Regions from separate parts of the Homo sapiens genome. Here region 2 is linked to region 1. Evidence: read pairs that join two places in POLR2A ChIA-PET (ENCODE). Cell type or tissue: PC-9. All regions are shown on one strand.

Evidence for each region. ChIA-PET counts read pairs that join two places held together with the same protein. Peaks named below come from ENCODE experiments on the same cell type or tissue, not always from the same donor. Only the 100,000 strongest peaks of a DNase experiment are listed, where the experiment ranks them.
Region 2: POLR2A ChIA-PET joins it to region 1 with 6 read pairs; 12 of 35 experiments call an interaction of 5 or more read pairs at or near these places.

Annotation. Positions count from the first base shown.
Region 1 is chr19:40,611,809-40,615,808 of GRCh38, reverse strand. It overlaps LTBP4 (latent transforming growth factor beta binding protein 4), which reads right to left. Exons shown (of 30, transcript NM_001042545.2): 14 at 3,825-3,950; 15 at 3,617-3,736; 16 at 2,613-2,744; 17 at 2,280-2,405; 18 at 1,771-1,893; 19 at 1,363-1,494. Among named protein-coding and RNA genes, the nearest start is that of LTBP4, 12 kb to the right of the region's middle. RefSeq lists enhancers at 856-1,135, 1,357-1,904. In PC-9, no CTCF peak of the experiment used is centred here; DNase peaks (open chromatin) are centred at 488, 798, 1,888 and 2,448; H3K4me3 peaks cover 2,650 bases; H3K27ac peaks cover 2,526 bases.
Region 2 is chr19:40,546,979-40,550,978 of GRCh38, reverse strand. It overlaps SPTBN4 (spectrin beta, non-erythrocytic 4), which reads right to left. Exons shown (of 36, transcript NM_020971.3): 21 at 1,566-1,790; 22 at 652-741. Among named protein-coding and RNA genes, the nearest start is that of SHKBP1, 28 kb to the left of the region's middle. In PC-9, CTCF peaks have their summits at 1,519 and 1,718; no DNase peak of the experiment used is centred here; H3K4me3 peaks cover 439 bases; H3K27me3 peaks cover 966 bases.

The DNA.
Region 1 (4,000 bases):
CCAACATATAGTAAGGTGCCCCCCAGTTTTTTGTTGTATAAATTTTTTTTTTGAGACAATCTCACTCTGTCGCCGAGGCTGCAGTGCAGTGGCGCGATCTCGGCTCAACTGCCACCTCCGCCTCCCGGGTTCAAGCGAGTATCCTGCCTCAGTCTCCTGAGTAGCTGGGACTACAGGCGCATGCCACCATGCCCAGCTAATTTTTGTATTTTTAGTAGAGACGGGGTTTCACCATGTTGGCCAGGCTAGTCTCGATCTCCTGACCTCGTGATCCATCCGCCTTGGCCTCCCAAAGTGCTGGGATTACAGGCATGAGCCACAGCTCCTGGCCTGCTGTATAAATCTTGAATTTATTTACATATTTATTACCCCACAATAACTCCAGGAAGGCAGGGGTTTTTATATGACTTATTTCCTGTTGCTCTTATTACCTTTTCCAGACGCTGGCATAGAGTAGGTGCTTAGTGAATTCTTGTGGAATTAATGAATGAGATCTTATGAAGCTAGATTTCCATGAGTCAGAGGTCTAGCAGAGTCAACGGCAGCCCACAGATGTTTTGTTTCATGTGTTCCACAAGATGCGGACTCACACACCATCACCGCCCCCCCCCCCCCGCCGACACAAAAAAATATATACTGTATGGAAGATTAGCCCCACCCTCCTGCCTCGCTGGAGCCTGACCCGGGAGGGGTGAAAGAGCGGGGCGGGAGGGAAGGCCTGGAAAGTAAGAAAAGGCAAGGGGCGGGTCTGTGGGCGGAGCAAAGATAGGAAGGGAGGGCCTAAGTGTTCGAGAGACTGGAGCCATCCGAGCGAATGGAAAGCCCTGTCTAGAGAGACCAAGGAAGGGCAGAGCTTAAACGGGCGGGGGCCAATGCTAGGAGAATTTCACCTTGGGAATTTCTCATTGGGAAAGAATGGGGCCTAGGGCCACCGGGATTGGGCCTCTTTGGAGGGAAGGCTGGAAGTAGGACTGGTGGAGGGCGCGGAAAGGGCACGTCCAAACTTCTGTTAGGAAGAGAAGGGGCCTGAAGAGGGGGTTTTAATCCAGAGGCCGATTGGAAGGGGCGGGGCCTAACAGTTTTGGGGCGGTGTCTTACTGGGGGCATAGCCTAAAATGTGGACCGGGCTTCAGCTGCAGAGGGGGAATGGACTGCGGCTGGAAGGGAGGCTTGGCCGTGATCCTGACACAAGAAAATACATGGACACGGTGGCGGCTTATTTCCACTACAGAGATACGGTGAGAGGGTGTTCTTTCCCTCCGCCTAAGTCTGGGAAGCAGGGCGCCCCTCCTCAGTCCCCAAGGGAGCAGCCTCCAGCACCGCGTTGCAAGCGCTAGCGAAGGCGGGTGGGGGCAGGCTCACCGTCACAGGTGCCCTCGGGGCCCGCGTGGTACCCAGGATCGCAGTCCCGGACACAGCGGTAGGAGCCGGGAGAGTTCTCACAGCGCTGCGACCCGCACAGGGCTGGGCCTCGCTCGCGACATTCGTCCACGTCTGAGGAGAGAGGTCGGGTGGTCGGATGTGGGAAGCAGGGAGGCAAGATGGGGGATACAAAGAGGGGAGAGGAGAGTCAGAAGGGGGAGGCCGGGGAAGCAGAGGAGAGGGCAGGAGAAGATTGGGGTAGAGGAGAGTTGGGGAGGCTAGGAGAGGAGGCGGGGGAAAGAGGTAAGGGGAGGGGAGAAGCGGAGGAGGAAAGACAGAGGTGGGAGGCCAATCGGCGAGTCGGGGAGTCGAAGGGAGGAGGGATCAGGCCGGGGCGGGGCCTCTCACCGAGGCAGGAGGCGAGGTCCGGGCCAGCGCGGTGTCCCGGAGGACAGATGCACTCGAAGGAGCCGTCGGTGTTGGTACAGATGCCGCTCTGGCAAAGGTCCTCCTCGCTGCACTCGTCAACGTCTGCGGGACAGGGCGTCCGAAGGCCCGGCCCACCTCCCGCTCCGCCTAACATTCTAGGCCACACCCCTCCACCGCCCCTCGGCTCTCCTAGGCCTCTCACGCCTTCCCCAACCTGCCTCACGCTACTTCCCTCCCTGCAAACACCGCCCCCCGACGGGTTTAGAACAGCTTCTTTACAATCACGGTCCAAATACCCAGACTCGGCCCTTTCATCTCCACGCCCCGCCCCCCCTCACTGCCTCGAGACTCCCACCAGCTGCCCCCTGATCCTGCTGGAATACCCCGGCTAAAAACTCGTTTTCCCCTTTTCGCCCTCTTCTCCCCGTCCCGCCTTTTCCTGCCCTAAGCCCACCCTTTCCGGGGCCAGGATCAGCCCGGGTACGAACCGAGGCAAGAGGCTCCGCGGGGTCCGGGTCGGTAGCCAGGGGCACAAGTACAGGCAAAGGAGCCGTCAGTGTTGAGGCACTCGCCGTGAGGGAAGCAGAAATCGCCCTCCAGGCACTCGTTCACGTCTAGGGTACGCGGGAGATTGGGCGGAGTCACGGGACCCGGCCTCCCAGACAAGCTCCGCCCACATCGCAGTAACCCCGCCCCCACCAATGCCAGGTTTCTAAGCTCCTCCCACAGCGCCTTGGTCCCGCCTCCACCTTTCCAGCCGGCTTTGCCCTGGAACCCAGGCCCTACTCCCAGACTCTCTGGCGGGTCCCTATGCTGCTCACCTGCGCAGGGCCCGGGCCGACCCGACGGCGCCCGGTAGCCTGGCGCGCAGCTGCAGCGGAAGGAGCCTTCGGTGTTAGTGCAGTGGCCGTGGGGACCACAGGGAGGGGCACCCGAACTGCATTCGTCCACATCTGTGGGGGGTGGGGGTGTTCAGAAAGGGTCCAGTCTCGGGACACACCCGACCAATCCCCTTGGAGTAGGGTGTCTGGGGGAGGTGGTGGGAAGTCTCATGAGTTGGAGGCTGGGGGAGGGCTCTATGGCAGAGGTGGGTAGGGCTGACCAAGGTTCTCGGGTTCCGGGGACCATGGTTGCAAGTCCTGTGGGTCTAGGTTTCTAGGAACTACCTGTGCCAGGATTTTGGAGTCAGGAGAGGGATCAGACAGGGATCAGAAATCAACTAGGGCAAGGGACCAGTCAAGTATTATAAACTAGGATCATTGGATGGGATTCGGCTGAGCCATGGGTCAGAGTTAGTGACTGGAATCTGAATCCAGTTAGGATCAGAAGTTATAGTCAGGGTCCAGAATTCTGCCTCAAGTCAGGGGCCAGGGTCAGGGATTATGAACCCAACCAGGTTCCAGAGAAGGGATTCTGAGAAGAGGCAGGGGCTGTGAAAGAGATAGGACCAAGAGTCACACAGTCAAGGTTATGGTCAGTGCTATGGTTAGTGGTTATGATTAGGGTCAAATGTCACAGTCAAATTCAGGAGTTATAGGTCACATTCAGGGCCAGAGTCATGAGGGTCACAATTGCTATCAGGGTATGGGCAGGGACTATCATCAAGGGTGATGGTTAGGGTCAAATGTTACTGTCAAGTTGGGTCTCAGGAGTCACATTCAGGGTCAAGAGTTGTGGTCCAGGTCAGGGTCAGGAGTCACAGGCTCTGGGGACTGAGGGACTGAGGTCCAGGTCAGGAGGTTACGGCCAGGTCATAGTTGTGATCTGGGTCAAGGGTCGGGGGTCATGATGCAGGCCCAAGGTCACAGCCAGGGCCTGGTCTCACCAGTGCATCTGCCACGGTGCAGGTGGTGGCCAGAAGGACAGGTCCTGCACTGGAAGGAGCCGGGCGAGTTCACACACTCCTGCCCAGGGCATGCGAGGTGGTTCTCACACTCATCCACATCTGGGGGGCAGGGGAGAGGGTGGCCTTGAAGAAGTGGTCCAACTCCCCCCTCACCCATCCACACTCCTCCCTCCCTCCCCGGCCTCACCCTCGCACTCGGAGCCAGCAGTGTTGGGTTGGAAGCCCATGGGGCAGACACACTGGAAGCTGCCTTCTGTGTTCTCACACCGGCCGTAGGTGCAGGGTGGGGGGCTTCGGGCACACTCATCCACATCTGGGGCAGAGGGGACCAATGAGGCTGAGGAAGGGGCCTGAATCCATTCC
Region 2 (4,000 bases), 65 kb after region 1:
AGCCAATGAGAGTTATTCCTGAGACTACTGCTGACATTATTGAGGTGGGAAATTCTCTTCAGTTTTGCTGGTGGGAGGTAAACCTGAATCCACTGGAGGCCTTTTATCACCAGGAGAGGAGGACTGGCCTAAGAAGAAAGCTCATGCAGAAAAACAAACAGGCCGGGCGCGGTGGCTCACACCTGTAATCTCAGCACTTTGGGAGGCTGAGGCGAGTGGATCACTTGAGGCCAGGAGTTCGAGCCCAGCCTGGCCAACCTGGTGAAACACCCCACCCCCCGCCGTCCATCTCTACTAAAAATACAAAAATTAGCCAGGTGTGGTGGTGCACACATGTAATCCCAGCTACTTGGATGGCTGAGGCAGGAGAATCGCTTGAACTCAGGAAGTGGAGGTTGCAGTGAGCAAAGATTGTGCCACTAAACTCCAGCCTGGGCAACAAAGCAAGGCTCCATCTCAAAAAAAAAAAAAAAATAGAGCCAAGAGTCATGAAAATATATGGAAGCACCTGGATACATCTGTATCTGCTGTCCACAGTCTTGTTAATTCCAAAAGCCAATACATTCATTGTTTTGGCTTTAACCACCTTCAGCTGTTTCTATCACATGTATCCAAATGTCCTAACTCGCTCCCTCACCTGGCTCTGCTCACCTGGTTCTTTTTGATGTGCTGCTGGACCGCCTGCAAACCGTTGCCTCGCTCTGTCTGCATGGCCAGTGGCAGCCGCTCCTGAACCCATGCCTGGAGAGGACACAGGAAGCAGGTCAAGGGGAGAATGCATCCAAGAACCCCTGCATCGCAACTAAACTTTAAACCTGCACGGCATCCCAGGCCCTTCCTTGCCTAAGAGCCCAGTTGAATATTCAGCCTCCTCCATTTTTTGTTTTTTTTTTTTCTTTGAGATGGGATCGAATCCCCAGGCTCAAATAATCCTCCTACCTCAGCCTCCCATGTAGCTGGGACAACAGGCACCACCACACCTGTCTCAGTCTCCTCTGTTGACATACTCTTTCTTGCTGTCTGCACTTAAGCCAGGCTCACACCGTTGGCCTTTGCACATACAGGTCTTGTTTCCTATCATATTCCTAACCACCCTGAATTGTCACTGTCTGGGGACAAGTCTGTTTTCCCCGTTGGACTCTGAACCCTCTGGGGCACAATGGGGTCTGCCTTGGCCACCCCTGTGGCCCCACTATCATCCAAACACAGGGCTGGGGCTAGAATGATCAACTGAGTGAACAAATGAATGAGCAAATCAGGAAATTGAGTGATGGAATGAGGAACAGAGGAGTGAATGAATGAATAGTTAAGTAAATAAATGAGTGGAGGAAAGAACAAACTATGGATGAGTGAATAAATAAATGAGTGACTTCATGAATAAATCAACGAATGATTCAAAGTGAGTAAATGAGTGTGAATGAATGAATGAGTGAACGGCTGAATGCGTCTTTCAGCGTATGAGTGGGAGGGTCTCAGCCGTCTCCATCTTCAGCCCCGCCCCATGCCCACCTTCTCCGCCCCACCGCCCCGCCCCGCCCCGCCCCAGGCCCCTGCGCTGGCCTCACCAGCTCGTCGTCCAGGTCGTGCGCCACCTGGTGCAACTCCTTGGAAGCCAGCAGCAAGCGGCGGCGCTCCTGCAACGGCTCGAGCAGGCGCACCAGGCGCTCGCCCACCGCGTTCTGCCGCTCACCCACCAGCTCCTTGCTCGCCGGCTCCAGCGGCAGCGCCGCCGTCTGCGCCTGCAGCTCTCCCACCTCGCGGTACCACTCCTCCACCTGCGACTCCATGGACTGTGGGGACAGAGGCAGGGTCAATGGGCCCCACCCGCCCTCCTGATCCTGCTGTGGCTCTCCAGTACCCTTATGGTGACAGCCAGACCCCTCACCGCGGCCCACCCTTCCACCCTCTCCTTGTTCAGTCCCCTCCAGGAGCGATGCGCTCCGCATGAACCTGCATCACACTAAGCTAGTCCCTGCCTCGGAGCCTTTGCCTTTGCTGTTTCCTCTGCCAGGCATGCTCTTCCTTGTCAATCAGATTTCAGCTGGAGTATTACCTTCTCAAAGAGGCTTACCTGACCCCGGAACTAAAGTGGTCCATTAATTCACTAATTCCCAGAACAACCTTCAAGATTGGTAGTCTCCCTGTTTTACAGAGGAGGAAACCAAGGCCAAGAGAAGTTAAAGAATTTGTCCAAAGAGTCAACTTTCCAAAATTATTACCATCAAATATAGTAATAATTTTTTGTTAACGCTTTTTTTTTTTTTGAGATGGAGTCTCGCTCTGTTGCCCAGGCTGGAGTGCAATGGCGTAATCTTGGCTCACTGCAACCTTCACCTCCTGGCTTCAAGTGATTCTCCCGCCTCAGCCTCCTGAGTAGCTGGGATTACAGGCACCTGCCATCATGCCCGGCTAATTTTTGTATTTTTGTAGAGATGGGGTTTCACCATATTGGCCAGGCTGGTCTTGAACTCCTGACCTCAGGATGAACAAATCAGCCTGGGTGCTGTGTCATCCAGGCTGGAGTGCAGTGGGCAACCTCAGCTCACTGCAACCTCCACCTCCCAGGTTCAAGTGATTCTTGTGCCTTGACCTCCCAAGTAGCTGGGACTACAGGCACCTGACACCATGCCTTGCTAATTTTTTTTGTATTTTTAGTAGAGATGGGGTTTCACCATGTTGGTCAGGCTGGTCTCAAACTCATAACCTCAAGTGATCTGCCCATCTTGGCCTCCCAAAGTGCTGGGATTACCGGATAAAAAAATTTGATAGTAAGAAATTATCAAAAATAAATACAAAGCTATAGTAATTTGGATGGCTGCTGTGTCTTAGGAATAGACAGAAAGTGCAAAAGCAGACCCAAATACACAGGAAAATTCATGTGTTTCATAGGTGCCAATTCAAATCCCCAAGGGAAAGATGGATTATTTAATGAATGGTCATGGGCCAATGGCTAACCAATTTAGCTGGATCCTTTCCTTGCTGTTTGTACTGAAAACAATTCCAGATGGATTAAAGACCTAAACAGAGTAAGTAAATCCATAAGGCACTAAAAGAAAACCTGGGCAAATGCTTTTATAATGTTGGGATGGAGAAAAATCTTTCCAAGCATAAAAAACATAAAGGGAAAGATTTATAATTTGATCACATAAAAATACTTCTGCATCAGCCAACAGACATATGAAAAAATGCTCACCATCACTGGTCATCAGATAAATGCAAATCAAAACCACAATGAGATATCATCTCACACCAGTTAGAATAGCGATCATTAAAAAGTCAGGAAACAACAGATGCTGGAGAGGATGTGGAGAAACAGGAACACTTTTACACTGTTGGTGGGAATGTAAACTGGTTCAACCATTGGGGAAGACAGTGTGGCGATTCCTCAAGGATCTAGAACTAGAAATACCATTTGACCCAGTGATCCCATTACTGGGTATATACCCAAAGGATTATAAATCATGCTACTATAAAGACACATGCACACGTATGTTTATTGTGGCACTATTCACATTAGCAAAGACTTGCAACCAACCCAAATGTCCATCAATGATAGACTGGATTAAGAAAATGTGGCACATATACACCATGGAATACTATGCAGCCATAAAGAAGGATGAGTTCATGTCCTTTGTAGGGACATGGGTGAAGCTGGAAACCATCATTCTGAGCAAACTATCGCAAGGACAGAAAACCAAACACCACACGTTCTCACTCATAGGTGGGAGCTGAACAATGAGAACACTTGGACACAGGGCAGGGAACATCACACACCGGGGCCTGTCATGGGGTGGGGGGAGGGGGGAGGGATATCATTAAGAGAAATACCTAATGTAAATGACGAGTTAATGGGTGCAGCACACCAACATGGCACATGAATTCCTATGTAACAAACCTGCACATTGTGCACATGTACCCTAGAATTTAAAGTATAATTAAAAAAATAATTAAAAAATACTTCTGCATCAACCAAAATTTCATAGAGTTAGAAGGCAAATGA